2 separate regions of the Homo sapiens genome follow, and region 2 is linked to region 1. A link is a loop called in an ENCODE intact Hi-C map of the cell type or tissue named here. Cell type or tissue: ascending aorta. All regions are shown on one strand. Links, peaks and the distances in the headings refer to the core of each region. The heading gives the core; the rest is flanking DNA.

Evidence for each region. A loop is a pair of places that touch in the nucleus more often than their neighbours do. Peaks named below come from ENCODE experiments on the same cell type or tissue, not always from the same donor. Only the 100,000 strongest peaks of a DNase experiment are listed, where the experiment ranks them.
Region 2: it touches region 1 in a loop (2.4-fold over the local background); 2 of 110 quality-filtered maps call a loop at or near these places.

What each region holds. Positions count from the first base shown.
Region 1 is chr10:50,997,861-51,006,207 of GRCh38, forward strand. It overlaps a transcript of PRKG1 not described here. Among named protein-coding and RNA genes, the nearest start is that of PRKG1, 72 kb to the right of the region's middle. In ascending aorta, for the core only: a CTCF peak has its summit at 3,925 (motif pointing right); no DNase peak of the experiment used is centred there; H3K4me3 peaks cover 2,155 bases; H3K27ac peaks cover 8,000 bases.
Region 2 is chr10:51,385,147-51,393,493 of GRCh38, forward strand. The region is part of intron 2 of PRKG1 (protein kinase cGMP-dependent 1); the gene reads left to right. Among named protein-coding and RNA genes, the nearest start is that of MIR605, 90 kb to the left of the region's middle. In ascending aorta, for the core only: a CTCF peak has its summit at 4,381 (motif pointing right); no DNase peak of the experiment used is centred there; H3K27ac peaks cover 2,760 bases.

The sequences.
Region 1 (8,347 bases), core at 297-8,296:
ATGTGTATACATATGTGTGTATATATGAACACATACACACGTGTCAAACTGTCACCACTTTATTAAATTTACAAATGTGCATTTCTTATAATAATTATTACTGTGAAAACCCTCTAGGTTGATCCAAATCAGTTTCCTATGGAAAGGAGGGTTTACTTCTTAGGTCTGTTATTATAAGTAGATCACAGCATCTTATAGTTTGTAAAATGCTTGTGCTTCATATTAGTCACATAGCCCAGTGCTTAGCCCGGAAAAAGGTACTGGATTCAGTGTTTGCCACTCCTTGTTGAAGTATTTCATCCTTCTTTTACCCAGTGATGATTTTTCTTCTCCTTTTCCATGCTCCTGGATCTGCCTGTGTTGTGTGTCCCTCTTTCGGGTCCTTGTATTTCTTCTGGCTTAACATCTGTAACTCCTGTTAGATCTGTTTTATTTGCACAAGTCATATGACAGCAAATATGGAGCAGATTTCTTACTCAAACTATTACTCTAATCTCTTAAAATCTTTCATGTTCTCAGATGTCTCAGATATTATATAATTTAAATTTTCTAAGGTTTCAGAAATAATTATTTATTAATCGTTCATGTTGAAAATACATGGTTTAGGCTGGGCACAGTGGCTCATGCCTGTAATCCCAGCACTTTGGGAGGCCAAGGTGGGCAGATCACTTTAGGTCAGGAGTTTGAGGCCAGCCTGGCCAAAATGGTGAAACACCGTCTCTACTAAAAATACAAAAATTAGCCAGGCATGGTGGCACATGCCTGTAGTCCCAGCTGCTTGGGAGACTGAGGCAGGAGAATCGCTTGAACCTGGGAGGCAGAGGTTGCAGTGAGCCAAGATCGTGCCCCTGCACTCCAGCCTAGGCGACAAAATGACAGAGACTCCATCTCAAAAAACAAAATAACAACAACAACAAAACAAAGCTTTAAAATATTTGCACCCTGCAAAATGGATATATCCAGAAAATGTATGTCTTTTAAATAGATTTGTTTTATTATATAATGACTGGTAGTAGAAACTAATCTCCCTGTTTTACTTATTGCTGTTCTTAAATAACAGAGTTCGTTTTAAAAATGCTTAACTTTCTCTGCACTGCTCACTAAACATTATTGATGGATCACCAACTTTGGGGTATACTATGTTGATTTTATTTTAAACATTTTAAAATTGTTTCTTACATATGAATATGATAGAAACCCATACTACCTTAGAAAATTATGTAGTTTTAAATTCAATCAATATTAAGTTTATATTGACTCAAAAGTTTTAAAACACTGTAATTTTTCCTGTCCAGTGTGCTAGCCGCATCTTCAACCTTTTTCTAGTACATATTGATTTTATATATTCTTGGAAATTAGTCCTAAGCAGTTAATTTGTTATTCAAGGATTTGATTTGGATTGATTTTGTTATGTATTTGAACCCACTGATAGCACTTTCATGTGCAAGATGATAACATGACTGTGCTGATTTCATCTGAGTGTTTATTTATTAAGGCAAATCCAGGAAGATGACTACTGTAATCAGCTTGTTAGGATTTAGTTTGACTGTTTTATTTGTAATAGGTATATTGCAACTACACTTCTTCAATTATCCTCTCGGACTTATTCCTAATTCAGACTCTCCTTCCTTTTTAGTCCAATTTAGAGAGTACTTTAAAATGTGTTTTAAATTCTCAGATGTGTCTTTATTTGAGTACTCTGACCTCAAATGCTGGAAAAGTACTGGCAAAAACCTTATAGGGTTCTAAAAATAATTGTATGTTTGCCTCTTGCAAATATTTGTGGGTCTATTTATTCAACTATATGGTACTGTTATTGTCTAATAAGCAAATCTATAAGCCTTTGGGTAAATGTTAATATTTTTCTTGATGCTTCTCATTGCCCCCATAGTGCAGATAATACTAATTTCATGTATCACATGGTCACCAAGGTACTTGGCTACATATGCTAAAAATTTTCCAAATAGAAAATTATTTTGTATCTCAGGTTGTAAACCCTTGGGTAGAAACCAGGTCTGTTTACAGTAAAAATTCCAGCCAAGTAAAAACCTCAGCTTACCATACATTTCTCTTCCCACATGCTACTTTTCAGAGAAGAGGTAAGAGGAGCACTATCTAGAACGTATTAAAAAACAAATTTTAAAAATCCTGAAGCCTTCCCAAGAATAAAACCAGTTCACACTCCATTTGGTCTCCTCTCAGAGAAAAATATCACTCCAAAATACTCAATCCAATATCCTGTGCTTTACTCTGGCAGGTTTAACTGTGGTGCCATGACAATGGTGTGTATTTGATTAGTTGTAAGGTAGAAATGAGTAAATAATGGCTTAAAAATCAAAATTCATGAATAATTTGTTTCTTAAAAAATAAGATTGCGTGCACTCACAGGCACCTCCCGAGGGATAGCCATTTTCTTGCATTCCAGTTGGCTTTCTTGACTGGGAAGATTACAAATACATGGCAGGAAATTGCACATAATCCACAGACAGTCTTGTCTTTTCACAAGAGTATGTTGCACATGGGAATGTCATCTATCTTGTGAATCACTGCAGAAAAAAATGTTTGAGAGCCTCTGATCTGAGCTATGGTTCTGAAAATCAGAATCTTGACTCTGTGTCACTTAACGCTAATTATTTATAAGTAAATGTAAGATTCACTAGATTCTACTTAGCCAGCACCTGAATTTCATAACAATGGTTCCCAAAGTGTGATGTTTATATAATTGGTGGCACCAGGGATGCTTCTATGTGGTAGAGAAGTGAATTTATTTTATAGTTATAGATATTTTAATAAGTGTTGGGAGAAAACATACAACAATCACATCAAATCCATGCTGTGTAGCTATGTTGCTGAGGGTAAGGCTAAGTATTAAGAGTTCATAGATTTTTTTTTTTAAGAATGAGGTGTAAAAATACAGATTGTGCGTAATGTCAATAAGGGTACACAAGAAAGTTTTGGGAAAGATTGTTTTAAAGTCATTTTCAACAAGGAATGAAATGGATTGTTCTCCTGTTTGTGTTTTTGCTCCCCACTGCCCTGTTTGAAGAATTCTGGCCGAGTTCTCTCTGTATCTGTGTTTGAATGACTCCTTGCATGCTGTTTGTCAACTTCTTCATAGGAATTGCTGTGGGGACATAGAGTTAGATGGAGATGGTGGTTTTCATGAAATATATTCTTGCTTTGAGGATAAGTCATTCTGGTTAAAAATTGCTCACATTAATACATCATCAGAAAAACATTTGACTCTCATCCTCCTTCAGATTTATAAACTCTCTTGCCTTGAGACAGTGAGGTCCATGGCTGAAGAGGCCAGCCTAGAAATAATAAAGGATGCTGGGGCACCCACTTCCATCCAGTCTGGGTTCCCTGGGGAGCTCTCACTTCCCGTACTGTCTCCACAGCGAGGCCTCTCATTTCCTCCTCCAGGCTCCTTCTTGATTCCTGACAGTAGATGCCTGTGGCTGTGAAGAGCCATTCCATCATGTGGTATTTTATAGCAGAAATACATGGTGCTTCCCCCGACTCCTTTCTTTGTAAAGAAACAATTTGGAAAAAGTTTGGAAGGGAAAAATCTTTGATAGGATACACATTTATTTTCCCTTAATCTGTTCCCTTTCCTTGTAGAAAAAAAATTAGATTATTCCAAATTAAAACTATGTGTTTTTTGTATTAAATTATATTGTTAAAAGGAATGGCTTTGTTAAACGAGAAAAATATAAGGAGAAAAGAAGTATATTACATACAGGATGAGGAATTTGCAAACATCCACTTTTCTTTCTAGAGCATTGTTCAGGTCATCTCCCCTATGGCTTAAGAAAGGGAATCCTTAAGGTTTGAGTAGAAGTACCCTCCTAAATGTAGGAAAAACAACAAAAAAGAGGTGGTACGGTGGGGAGAAGATAGAGGGGGAGACATAGAGAGATTTCAACCATTACCACAAGATGGCAGCAGAAGTATAATATTTAACAATTGTGGGCTCCACTAGGAGTTTGAAATGGCTTTTAGTTGAATTTTAAAATATATTGTCAAATATATAACTTTCTCAATATCAGGATTTATAAGTTTGAAAAGTGTATTATCAAGTACATATGGTCTTACATTTTTTTCCAGTTAGTAGTGGTTTTGGGGAATATATTTAAAAAGCTAAATTTTCTTCTCGATGTTTGTCTTAAGGAATAGAGAAACAAAGAGTACAGTTTGCATGGAGAGTTCTTTGAACATTGACTCTGGGAAATTCCTAAAACCCCTATGAGGAAACCTCTGGACTTATATTTGGCTGAGAGGAGAAAACAGAGAAATAATGGAAAATTAATAGTAGTAAAAAAAAAAAAGTATGTGTGAGGAGACTAAAGGAATGGCTTCCTATTCACTCCCTTCTACCCCCATAACAAATTAAAAGAAAATTATTATAGGAAAAAATTAGATCAGTTATTAGATGAAACTCATAATAGGTTGCTTGATCTCCTTGATAATTCTGTGATTCTAGAATGTAATTAATTAAATCTTAATGTGGCCTATTGTAATCTGAGATTCCCATTATAAAAATATTTTAATAATCAAGTTAATATGATTATTTATTTACATGTATCTAAATATTTTTAAGAGAATAGCAAAGTGTTTTATGAGATACTCTACTCTGAATATAAACTGCCTCTCAAAAATTTTAGGGTAAAGAGTAGTCTGGCTTATACCACACAGGGTTACATTGTGGGTTGGGTCTAATGGGCTGTACATTTTTGGATCAATATTCCCTCAGAGAGTGCCATTCAGCCTTCCTGTAAAAGGCTATTTCATTCAGTCTGTGACCCCTTTCATGTGAAACCTCCCAGGGGCCTGGATGTGAAGCAGTCTTGCTACTGGCATCATTTGTGATTTAACGCTGAGGAGAAATGTACTTATTTTGGTCTGTCCCAGCAATCAAGGGTCAGTGGTAAAAGGAAGTTGTACTCTGGGTCAAAACAAGTCAGTTTTGGATTAATGCTATTCCTTGGCCTCTTTAATTGGTCTTTTTGCTCAGATACTGTGTTAGATCATACTTAGATAAACAGGCAAGAAGGGAACTTGAGAATTTAGAACAGTTCACATTTTCATGCCCTGTTTGACAATAAGATGCTTTTATAAAAAGTGTTTTGAAATTCTGTGATATATTTATTTGAGGTTATCAATGTATAGAAATGCTCTCTGGGACAGTAGTCAATATGTTTCCTAGGTTAGGAAAAAAACAATGTTACACTGTCTATGACTGCCAGAGAGAACCAAGGGTAGATTGAATGTTGGGTATGCTTTCTCGTGTCTGCAGGGCCAAAACAACAACAACAACAACAACAACAACAACAACAACAACAACAACAGAACACCTAGCCTGCATTGGACATAGTGAAGCAAGCAATAGACAGTAATATCTTTTATTTTCTCTGATCTTTCTAGTTTGTTATCTAGGCCAAGACAAATTCCCGAAGTATAGCAGCAGGGTTTGAAGCATGCTACATTGAAATCCCCCGGTTACCCAGACTCACCATCTGACTCCAGGGCATCACGAGAGGTGTCCACACAAAAGGAGACAGGCTGTGGAATCTCTGGGCTTCTTGATATTAGAGCAATTAGAAAAAGAAGAAAAAGTTTCTGTTTTGTGGTACCAAATCCCCATTTGCCATGTTAAAAGTCCGGACATGCTTTTGTGATACTTATGAGCATACGCTAAATCTCAGACTTGCTGACTTTAATCTCTTCTTAGCCTATGTCTGCTTCCTTGATTGTTTTAATTGCAAAAACAATGTGTGCTGGTTGTCAGATAATAAAAACATAAACATTTTATTTTCTCCTCCCAATCTTTCTACTTGTCTTCCAGCAGATACCCAATGTTAAACTTTCCGTATGTTTCCGTAAATCTTTATATGTAGAGAGAGAACTCACCTGCTTATTTGGAGGGTTTTATTTTTTCACCCGAAATAAAATAATTCCATAACACTCCTCAGTAACCTGCTCTTTTTGCTTAATAATAGTACCTAGGCTTCTTTCCAGATCAGTCCATATTGGTCTTTCTAATAGCTATGGAATAGTAATTCCATAGTATTCATGTACCTCAGCTTATTGATACTGATATTTTGGCAAGTTTTTTGCAAGCATTCAATGCTGCAATTGATATTGTACACATTTTCTCATATGTTATTTATGTATTTATTTATAGGATTAATTCCAAACAGTGAGAGTCCTAGGTCAAAAAAACTATTAATATTTGACTTTTTTAGTTTATGTGATTATACATACACTTCCTATATGAGATAAATGATCTATAAACTTTTCTATTAAAAAATGTATACTGGCCGGGCACGGTGGCTCATGCCTATAATACCAGCACTTTGGGAGGCCAAAGTGGGCAGATCACCTGAGGCTGGGAGTTCGAGACCAGCTTCACCAACATGGAGAAACCCCGTCTCTACTAAAAATACAAAGTTATCCGGACGTGGTGGTGCCTGTAATCCTAGCTATTGGACAGGCTGAGGCAGGAGAAGTGCTTGAACCTGGGAGGTGGAGGTTACAGTGAGCCAAGATTGTGCCATTGCACTCCAGCCTGGGCAACAAGAGAGAAACTCTGTCTCAAAATCAGAACAAAACAAAACAAAAACAAAAAACAAAACAAAAAACTGTGGGCTGGCAGCATAAACAAAATTAATTTTCTACATTAAAGACAGACAGAATTAAAAAAAATCAAATGTGCAAACTTAGTGGAAACGTGGAAGGTTCTTTTTTTTATACTTGAGTTACATTCATGAGAATGCTCTTTTCGGAATGATGTTTACATGCCCTTTTACTTTTCAGGTTTATAAAGTCCATATTGTGCACTTGGTTTGATGTTTGTGGGTGTGTGCCTGTGTGTGTGTTTAAGCTGAAAAAAAAAATTAATTGCTACAGTGTAATTTTGAAAATAAGGAAAATAAGGATAAAACTGTATCTATTGCTCTTAAATAAAATAACCACAAGTCCTTCTCTAAGAATCATAATGATTTGTTTTTCTTTTCATCAAAATAAATTTTTGATATTCTAGCTCCCACTTGGGAAAATAACAAATTCCAAGTCTCTCAGCTACTTTTTTTTCAAAAGGCTAGTAGGGAGATTTGGACATATATGGTATTGGAACCACTCAGTGGAGATTTCCTTTTATAGGATGGCAACCTCGGTAGAGATTTCATTTCATTATTTTTTTCTTGGTCATTGTAGTGATATTGGACTAGATTTACTGAACGATATCTTTGCAAACATTTATTTGGATCAGAATTCAATCATATTAAGGGTATTCAATCGTGTGATTGGAGCCAAAAGGTAAAATCATTTTGGGGGAGGAGGAAGGATAACCTTAGAAATTTCAGCCTACTCTTGTGCAGGAGTAACAGGGTAGGTTGTGATAATTAAAAAAAAATAAAATAAAATGATCCCGGGAATCACAGATTTAAAAGTTTTAGAGCTTTTGAAAAATTTAGTTTTGGTAGTAAGTTTATAGTGCCTCTTGCTTTGAAAGGATTTTAGAAGATATCTTTGTTCGTCTCCTTTGATGGACAAAACAAAAATGACAAATCAAGCAAATATCAAGAAGTTCAGAAAGACTGATATTCCAGTGACATGGTAAGCTGGACATTTGTAAATTGGAACAATAGGACAAAAGGAAATGAGATGGTTTAGGTATTATTACCATATTAATAACATAAAGTGTCTTTTTATGATCTGGTTTGCAGATCACAAAATGTGTTGTCACTCAGGTTAACACCCCAACCAACTCTAGAATGAATTTCTTAGCAGAGCCGCTTTTGAAGGCCGAGTTTAAACGAAACACTGTGATGAATTGTCCATAAGGCAGGAACCCTGAGGGGACCAGCTATTTCAGGCTCAGGGAAAGACACTGGAATTGCTGGAAGAGCTGCTCAGAGTGCTAGAATGTCTGAGTGGGCAGGGATCATTGACAGTTGTGCATATTTTTCCAGGCTGGGTGCCTTATTTCACAAAAGCCTTTCTCTCCCCTCCTCTCATTGTCTATTCGTTGTTCAGTTCTCAGGAATAATGAGGGGATAACTTTTCATATCTGGTGGAGTTGCAGATGTAGAGATATGGGTTAGGGGCTGTTTGTAGATATTCTAACGGTGCAGTTGACCTCAGTTTCAAACTCTGAAGGCTGGAGGGGGAGGTGTGCTTCCACTGAACTTTCTCTGTATGTGCCCATCTCCCCATGTCAGTGTTAAGCCTTTGTGTAGCCCCAGTGCCTGTTTGCAGCTTAGAGACTGGTTTTACTGTATTTGAGCTTTTTCATGTGGACTAATACTATTTCAGATTTTATTTCTCCCAAGGCAGTTGGATC
Region 2 (8,347 bases), core at 209-8,208, 390 kb after region 1:
AACGGCTTTGGTTGGGTAATGCGATACATTATGTGTTATCAGAAAAAAAGTAATGGTGCTCTGGTTGACAAATATTCCAGATGTCAACATCACCCATATATAAAGATGACTGGATATTAAAACATTCACACAGTGTATTTCTTCCTATTTAACACAGTCAATCTTTGTAACAAAAAAGACAAGTGAAAATAAACAGCAGAACCTGAGATCTCTAAATAATGGTTGATAATGCATACGTTAAGGACAATATATCAAATAAGTAATTCATTTATCTATTTTTTAAATGCAAGCAATTTTTTAACCCAATCCATTAAGTGAATGCTGTTTACCCACAGTAGCCCATTCCATTCCTGTGATGGACCAAATGTGTTCTTAGCCTTTCCCTGGGTCAGGTTAACAGAGGGCACATGTGAATATGCTTATCATTCTAAGCCCTCATCATCTTCAGAATCAGACCCTGTGATGGACTCCTACATTGGCCTTGGTTTTCTGAATCGAAGCCCTCATTCATGGGATTGGCCCCAAACAAACCAGTCCTTAAATCAGGGACCATTCACAGTGCCCCCATGGGGTTTTTAGCCACCCAGACTCTGAAATAGTAACCTGATGGTTTAAAATCAGAAAGTCTCTTTATTTCTTCTACTATATTTCTTTGAACTGAAAAGGAGTAGAGGCCAAAAAGAAGCCACAGGGATTATCTCCTAGTTTTCTTTTTCCTCTCTCACATTTCTCCCTTCTATTCTACTAATAGGTGTCTATCAAGAGGATATATACAAAAGAGGTTGCACTGAACTTTAATAATCTCCAAAATCTTCACCTTCAAGAGTAGAAAGAATCATGAGTTAAATTTCTCATTGGTTTAGAGTGTAAAAATGTATTCTTACTGATAATAAAAGTTAAATTTACTAAAAAGCAGTATAGATGCCTTGTGTTCTTGAAAATTATATGGTGTAAGTTGCATACACATTAGACCTCCTTTTCCAAGAGAATGTTTCCTCTTGTTCCATTATTCAGATGTTTCAGTCTTTCAGATCCCATGGTGAACTGAGAGCAATAAAATATTGTCTACAATATTTTTGTTCTAGGAAAATCAGGGACTTGCATTAATATGAGTGTGACTGTTTCTATAGCAGTCATGTATTACTCAGGGTTCTTTAAAGAAACGTTAAGGAATTGGCTCACACAATTATGGAAGCTGAAAATTCCTAAGATCTGCAGTTGGCAAACTGGAGACCCAGGACTAGTGATGGTGTAATTGAGTCTGAGTCCAAAGGCCTGAGAAGTAGGAGAGCTGATGATCTAAGTTCTAGTCCAGAAACCAATGAGCTAGAGGCCCAAGAACAGTGCATGCTTCATTCCAAGTACAAAGGCTGGAAAAGACTAATGTCCCAGCTTAAGCAGTCAAGCAGGAGGAATTTCCTCTTACTCGGCCTTTTTGTGCCGTTCAGGTATTTAATTGATTGGATCAAGTCCACCCACATTCAAGAGAGAAATCTGCTCTACTCAGCCTACCAATTCCAATGTTAATCTTATCCAGAAACACCCTCAGAGACACACCCAAAAAATGTTTGATCAATTGTCTAGGCATCCCATGGCCCAGTCAAGTTGACACATAAAATTAATCATCACAGCACTCTTGTATTCTTATAATAAATCATTTAAGGGAAATCAGTAAGAACCACAAAGTCTTTGTGTTGGAGATAAAAATGGTTACCTGCTTTGGAATATTCATGTTCATTGCTTATCAATTCACCTCTTTCTTAAGACCTCATAAGAAAAGAAAAAACTGTTGGGATTTACAAATAGAATTTTATAAATTGTAATCATAAAGAGGAGTGTCCTCACCCACCAAGCTATTGATACTAGTATATTTAAAAAATAATACATATTGGTCAATGTGACTTTTACAACAGGCCTATGGAGGTACTTATATAGTTTTAATTATTTTACGAATGAAGAACTGAAGGTGAGAGCAGCCAATCATCTGGCACAAGGTCCCATACAGAACTAATAAGTGGCTGAACAAGAAATGAACTGTCTACAGGACAAGCAGCCCCATAAATGTGGGAACTGTGTAGTTCCACAGGGCCCGTGGTCAAGGGGGTCTGCACTTGGTTTAATGTTCTGCAGTGGTCCTCTTGAAATGTTATATATTTTATATATATACATATAAATAAAAATAAGTTTAAATATGTAAATATTATATATAAATATATGAAATTTAAATAAACTTAATATATATATTTAAAGAAGGGGCCCTGCATTTTCATTTTCCACTGGGCACTACAAATTATGTAGCCAGTCATTTTTCTTTGGCTATAAAGTCCTTGCAGTCCATCACACCTCTTTTTAGAGATGAATTCTCCCAGCAGGAATAGTTACTACCTGTTTATTGCCAACCCAATGATGAACCCTTGCTGTTTTCTGCCTGTTTCACTTAGGAAGGCTTGGTACCTGAATTGATATTGAAACATTCATATGACAAATATTCGAAAGGCCAGCTTTTAGCTTTCTGGCTGGTTAAGTGCCACATAGCAGGACACAAAATTATTTCATGTAGTTTGCTAACTCCCTTTAGTTGTTATTTCTTTTAAACATATTAAGTTGTATTTTCATTTCTACACATGGAGTCATTTCCCTTCTCCTCCATTATGTTCTAATATATTTCATTCTATTTGGACTTATCTAAGTTGCACTGGTTTTCTAAAAGTGACTGCTGCTACTGATATATTTTATTATTAATAATAAACATTTAATGTTGGGCATATGGTATGAAGTCATTTTTAAAATTAAATCCAGTTTTTTACTATCTAAATTAAGAATGTCAGCTTTGAAGTTAGTGGGTTGACTGACAATGATATTTTTGTTTTTTCATTTATTTCTTAAAGTGTTTAACATTTAATGTTCTAATTTAAGAGTTGAAGAAATGATGTGGTATATTTTTGAAACTTACTTTTATCAAACCCTAAAATACATTTTTGTTTCAAGCCATATATAAGACCGTTACTATGAGTTGGTGTTTTGAATTGGGACACTTTCTTTTCATTAGTAATGTATATTCCCCCTTTTATTTTAAAGTGTTCCCTATAGCCATCACATATTGCCACAGTTTGGGGGCATATGTGAAGACATCTGATCTGACTCTCTTACTTCTGAGGTAAAGAAACCGAGTCCAGTGAGACTAGCTCAAATAGTGACAGATCAAAGATCAGATGCAAACCCCCTGAATTTAAGTCCAGGACTCTTTTATTACACCACACAAATCTCTTTTGATGCCTAAAATCACTAAGATTTCTTTTTAAATTTTCTGTCCATGATAAATATTTATATAGTCTTGAGCCTCAAGTTAAAGTTTAGCTTACCAAAGGCCCTATGAATATGAGAATCAGAAATCTGGAGGGAAATATTAGCTTTTCAGTAAAAGGGCAACAGTGTTTTTGAAATGTTCAATGTCATGTGAGGAAAAAAAAATTCTGTCTTTCCAATTAAATTCTCCTAACACTCAACGATGCCTCTAGATTGTTTTGGTAACTTTATAATTCTATAACATATTTTATAAAAACAAATTGTCTAGGAAAGTTGTCAGTAAACTCATGTCAAAGTAAGTACACTGTGAAAATAATGTAGTTGACTCTGTACTGTAATAAGGAATACCAACCAGCAAGGTGGTCTGGTTAAAAGGAAGTTTTTTTCTCACCAGCGTTCTAGTTTTTTGGTTGCTAGTGGAAAATAACAGAAATACATTTGCAATAAAGACAAATTATGAATTCTGTGCAACTGACAGCAGATCTAATGAGGGTCCTTTGAAACATGGTAATTGATTCCAAGTTGCTATTGTATTAATACAAAAATAGGTTTCTTCTTAAATCTGTCTATCTAGGTAATGCTTCAGGGATGCAATATAATTGTACTGACCAGGCGTATAACTTGTGATAGCCAATTACAGGATTTTTGTAGGAAAAGTTGCCTCTGATGTAGTTTGGAAACAAGAGTTCTGATTAAACATTCCTTAAGAAACGAGTACAAATCTTTTTAAAAGATATCTTGTTTTTCCTCTTTCTTATGACCAATTTTCATAACTTTTACAGCTTTGCTTCCGTTATGCAAGTGGCCTTTTAATCTTATGCAAAGACATTACTCTTAGAGAAATAACTTTTTTATTCCTTATCCTGGTGCCCCATGCCACAGAATAAAAGCGGTCAGTCCTGGTTAGGAAAAGAACCCCACAGATAGAAAACCTAAAAATAATATTCAAACACCGATCATTCTTTTACACTCCTCACAGTACTAGAATTACTTAACTAAATTTCATCTCTATTGATCACCCCTAACATGCCGCCACAGCTGTACAGTTTCCTTGGTATTGCCTGTCAGCCACTAGGGGGCATCCTGGGGCAGGCAGACAGCTCTAGGTTTGCACTTTCACCCTTCTACTTGGTGGGTGTCCCATCAAGTCCTTGGCCAACTTAGTTAAGCTCCCTTATTCTCAGTAACTTCTTTTTAAAAATTGAGATAATAATACTAGATTAGCTTATAAGTTATTTTCCATATATAGAGAAATAATAATGCTGGATTAGCTCACAAATTACTTCCCATATACAGATGGATTATTGAGTAATACATAAAATGATAAGGGAACAAGAACATCTTGGAACTAAGAAATGTCACTTTCAGTGACTTTTCTGCCAGCAGCCCAATCGGACAGCTGTATTCCATCTTAGATAGGGAGATGGAGGGCTCCCAGAAGGTTGCTTTGACTCTTTCAAATTCTTGAAATTCCCATCTGTGGAAAAGTATGTTTATGGACCCAAATGAATTTCAGTCCACTGGCCATATGCAAAATCTGGCAGAATGTCATCCCTCCCTAATTGCTTGATTCTAGCTAGAGCCAATGTGCTTGGTAAGCAGGAATGTTTGTGGTCGAGGCATTCAGTTGAATAAGCTGAATTAAAATGTTTCAAAACTCCATACACACTTCAGTTGATAGTACAGCATTTAAGGCAGAATCATGTGGAACACATCCAAAGTGCAAAACTCTGTGGGAATTCCACCAAGCCACATACCATGGCTTTATATCTGAAATGACTAACTGGAATCACTGGGTGAGGCTCTTGGCAGTGTCCATTTATGGCCCATAAAGTTGGCTTCAACTTTACAGACAGGTTCATATTCCTGGAAACTGCAGGCTGCTAAATACATTGATATACACATTCATGACATGCGTATATTCATAGGCACTTTGAAACTTGTTTCAAGGTGACAATCAATATGTTTACATACAATTCAACTTCAGGTTATAAAATTATCATTAAGCAATATGTTCATGGGAAAGAATTTTGGAGAAAACTTAGTCTTGACTCCCTAGGATAGCTTTGAAGATAACACGAGTTCATGTGTACCTATAAATATCATTGCAACACTGCATAATACTTAGTCTATCAACAATTTTCTTTTTCCTTTATTATTACATTAGTATACCTAAAGTCCATGGTGGTATTTACTTTCTTAAGGTGAGGTTAAGGCTTCTTCCTTATAACAACAGGTAACACCAACTGAAGTACTCTAGTAGAGGGACTCACATTTATTCAGGAGTTGCCATTTGCTAGGCAGTAAGCATTGATTATTACCACGTATAATTTTGCCTCGAGGGAACATTTGGCAATATCTAGAGACATTTTCATTGTCATTACTGTTACCTACAGGGTAGAGGCCATGGATGGTGCTAAACATCCAACAATGCACAGGAAATCACTCCACAACAAAAAATTATCCAGTCCAAAACATCTATTATATAATCCTATGGTTGAAAAACCCTGCGCAAAGATAATTGGTTTTGATTTAGTCTTCGTAAACATCATTTGAGGTGGATTATGGTGTTATCCTCATTTCTCAGAGGCAGAAATTGTAGCACTGAGAGGGGGAGAGGCTGTCCAAGATTGTAGAACTTGTGGAGGAGTGCAAATTTGGCTTATTCTAGAACCTAGTTTCTTCATCCTTGCTCTCTAAGGGTAGAGTCCGAAACAGAACTCTTTTTTCTGCTTCCAGAACACATTGCTGCCTTCTTAGTTAATTACTAGAATGAATGATTATAAAACTTACCTCCTGCAGAGTGAGTGAGTTTTAAAAATTTGTTTAAAACAACAAAAGAATTCACATATTGTGTAACTTTGGATTTAGGGTACCATTGAAATTGATTTCCTTAGAGGTGTGCTAGAGGCAAAGTTTGCTAATCTGGTTGGTGGAAGAGTACTGGTGGAATCTTTCTTTAGGTTTCTCTCTATGTTTAAGTTCCTGCTTGCACCTGTGCTAGTCAATGTATTTGTTGAGGAAGATTTATGGTTCTATTCTTTTAGGAGAGAATATTCACACTTTGGCTTTGCCTTTTGAGGCTTACACATATTATCACTAAAGTACATTATCATTTTTCATCTGGTGGTAGGGAGGATTTTACCACCTTCTGAGTTAGGTGGAATGCTCTAGGCAGAGAAAGGATTAGGGCTCATCAGAGCCAATAGGGCCAACTTTGTTCCGTTGTTTTCCTGCCAAAAAGAAATAGGGGATAATAGAAACTCATCAGTTGCTATTTGCAAAACTGTTTAATTTCCCTGAATATTTTGTTCTCTTGTTGACATGAGCATTGACTGCTTTTTTGCCATAGTGGGATAATTTATTTTATACGAGGTGGTGTTTTCAACAACCACTATAGAATGTTCTGAATCACTGTGAACTCTATCTGGATAAAAATAAATGCTCTTATTTTCTCCAATGGATATTTTTCCTTGCCCATGAAAGTTATGACTGGTTCTGCTTATTCCTCAAACCGATTATATGAACTTCTGATAAATGTTTGAATAAAATGTAAGAAATATTGTAAATAAGCAAAAATCCCACAGAAATCAGAGGAAGTATGTTCTACCTCTGCTCTTCTAAGTCTGACCAACAGTTAAATAAATTCTTGGGTTCTATGAACAGAATTTTTACATGATGAATTTTTTTTTTTTTTAATTGATCATTCTTGGGTGTTTCTCGCAGAGGGGGATTTGGCAGGGTCATAGGACAATAATGGAGGGAGGGTCAGCAGATAAACAAGTGAACAAAGGTCTCTGGTTTTCCTAGGCAGAGGACCCTGCGGCCTTCCGCAGTGTTTGTGTCCCTGGGTACATGAGATTAGGGAGTGGTGATGACTCTTAAGGAGCATGCTGCCTTCAAGCATCTGTTTAACAAAGCACATCTTGCACCGCCCTTAATCCATTTAACCCTGAGTGGACACAGCACATGTTTCAGAGAGCACCGGGTTGGGGGTAAGGTCACAGATCCACAGGATCCCATGGCAGAAGAATTTTTCTTAGTACAGAACAAAATGAAAAGTCTCCCATGTCTACTTCTTTCTACACAGACACGGCAACCATCCGATTTCTCAATCTTTTCCCCACCTTTCCCCCCTTTCTATTCCACAAAACCGCCATTGTCATCATGGCGCGTTCTCAATGAGCTGTTGGGTACACCTCCCAGACGGGGTGGTGGCTGGGCAGAGGGGCTCCTCACTTCCCAGTAGGGGCGGCCGGGCAGAGGCGCCCCTCACCTCCCGGACGGGGCGGCTGGCCGGGCGGGGGGCTGACCACCCCCACCTCCCTCCCGGACGGGGCGGCTGGCCGGGCGGGGGGCTGACCCCCCACCTCCCTCCCAGACAGGGCGGCTGGCCGGGCTGGGGGCTGACCCCCCCACCTCCCTCCCAGACGGGGCGGCTGGCCGGGTGGGGGGCTGACCACCCCCACCTCCCTCCCGGACGGGGCGGCTGGCCGGGCTGAGGGCTGACCCCCCACCTCCCTCCCGGACAGGGTAGCTGCCGGGCAGAGACACTCCTCACTTCCCAGACGGGGTGGTTGCCGGGCGGAGGGGCTCCTCACTTCTCAGGCGGGGCGGCTGCCGGGCGGAGGGGCTCCTCACTTCTCAGACGGGGCGGTTGCCGGGCGGAGGGTCTCCTCACTTCTCAGACGGGGCGGCCGGGCAGAGACGCTCCTCACCTCCCAGACGGGGTCGCGGGGCCGGGCAGAGGCGCTCCTCACATCCCAGACAGGGCGGCGGGGCAGAGATGCTCCCCACATCTCAGACGATGGGCTGCTGGGCAGAGACGCTCCTCACTTCCCAGATGGGATGGCGGCCGGGAAGAGGCGCTCCTCACTTCCTAGATGGGATGGCGGCCGGGCAGAGATGTTCCTCACTTTCCAGACTGGGCAGCCAGGCAGAGGGACTCCTCAACTCCCAGACGATGGGCGGCCAGGCAGAGACGCTCCTCACTTCCCAGACGGGGTGGCGGCCGGGCAGCTACATGATGAATTTTCATCTA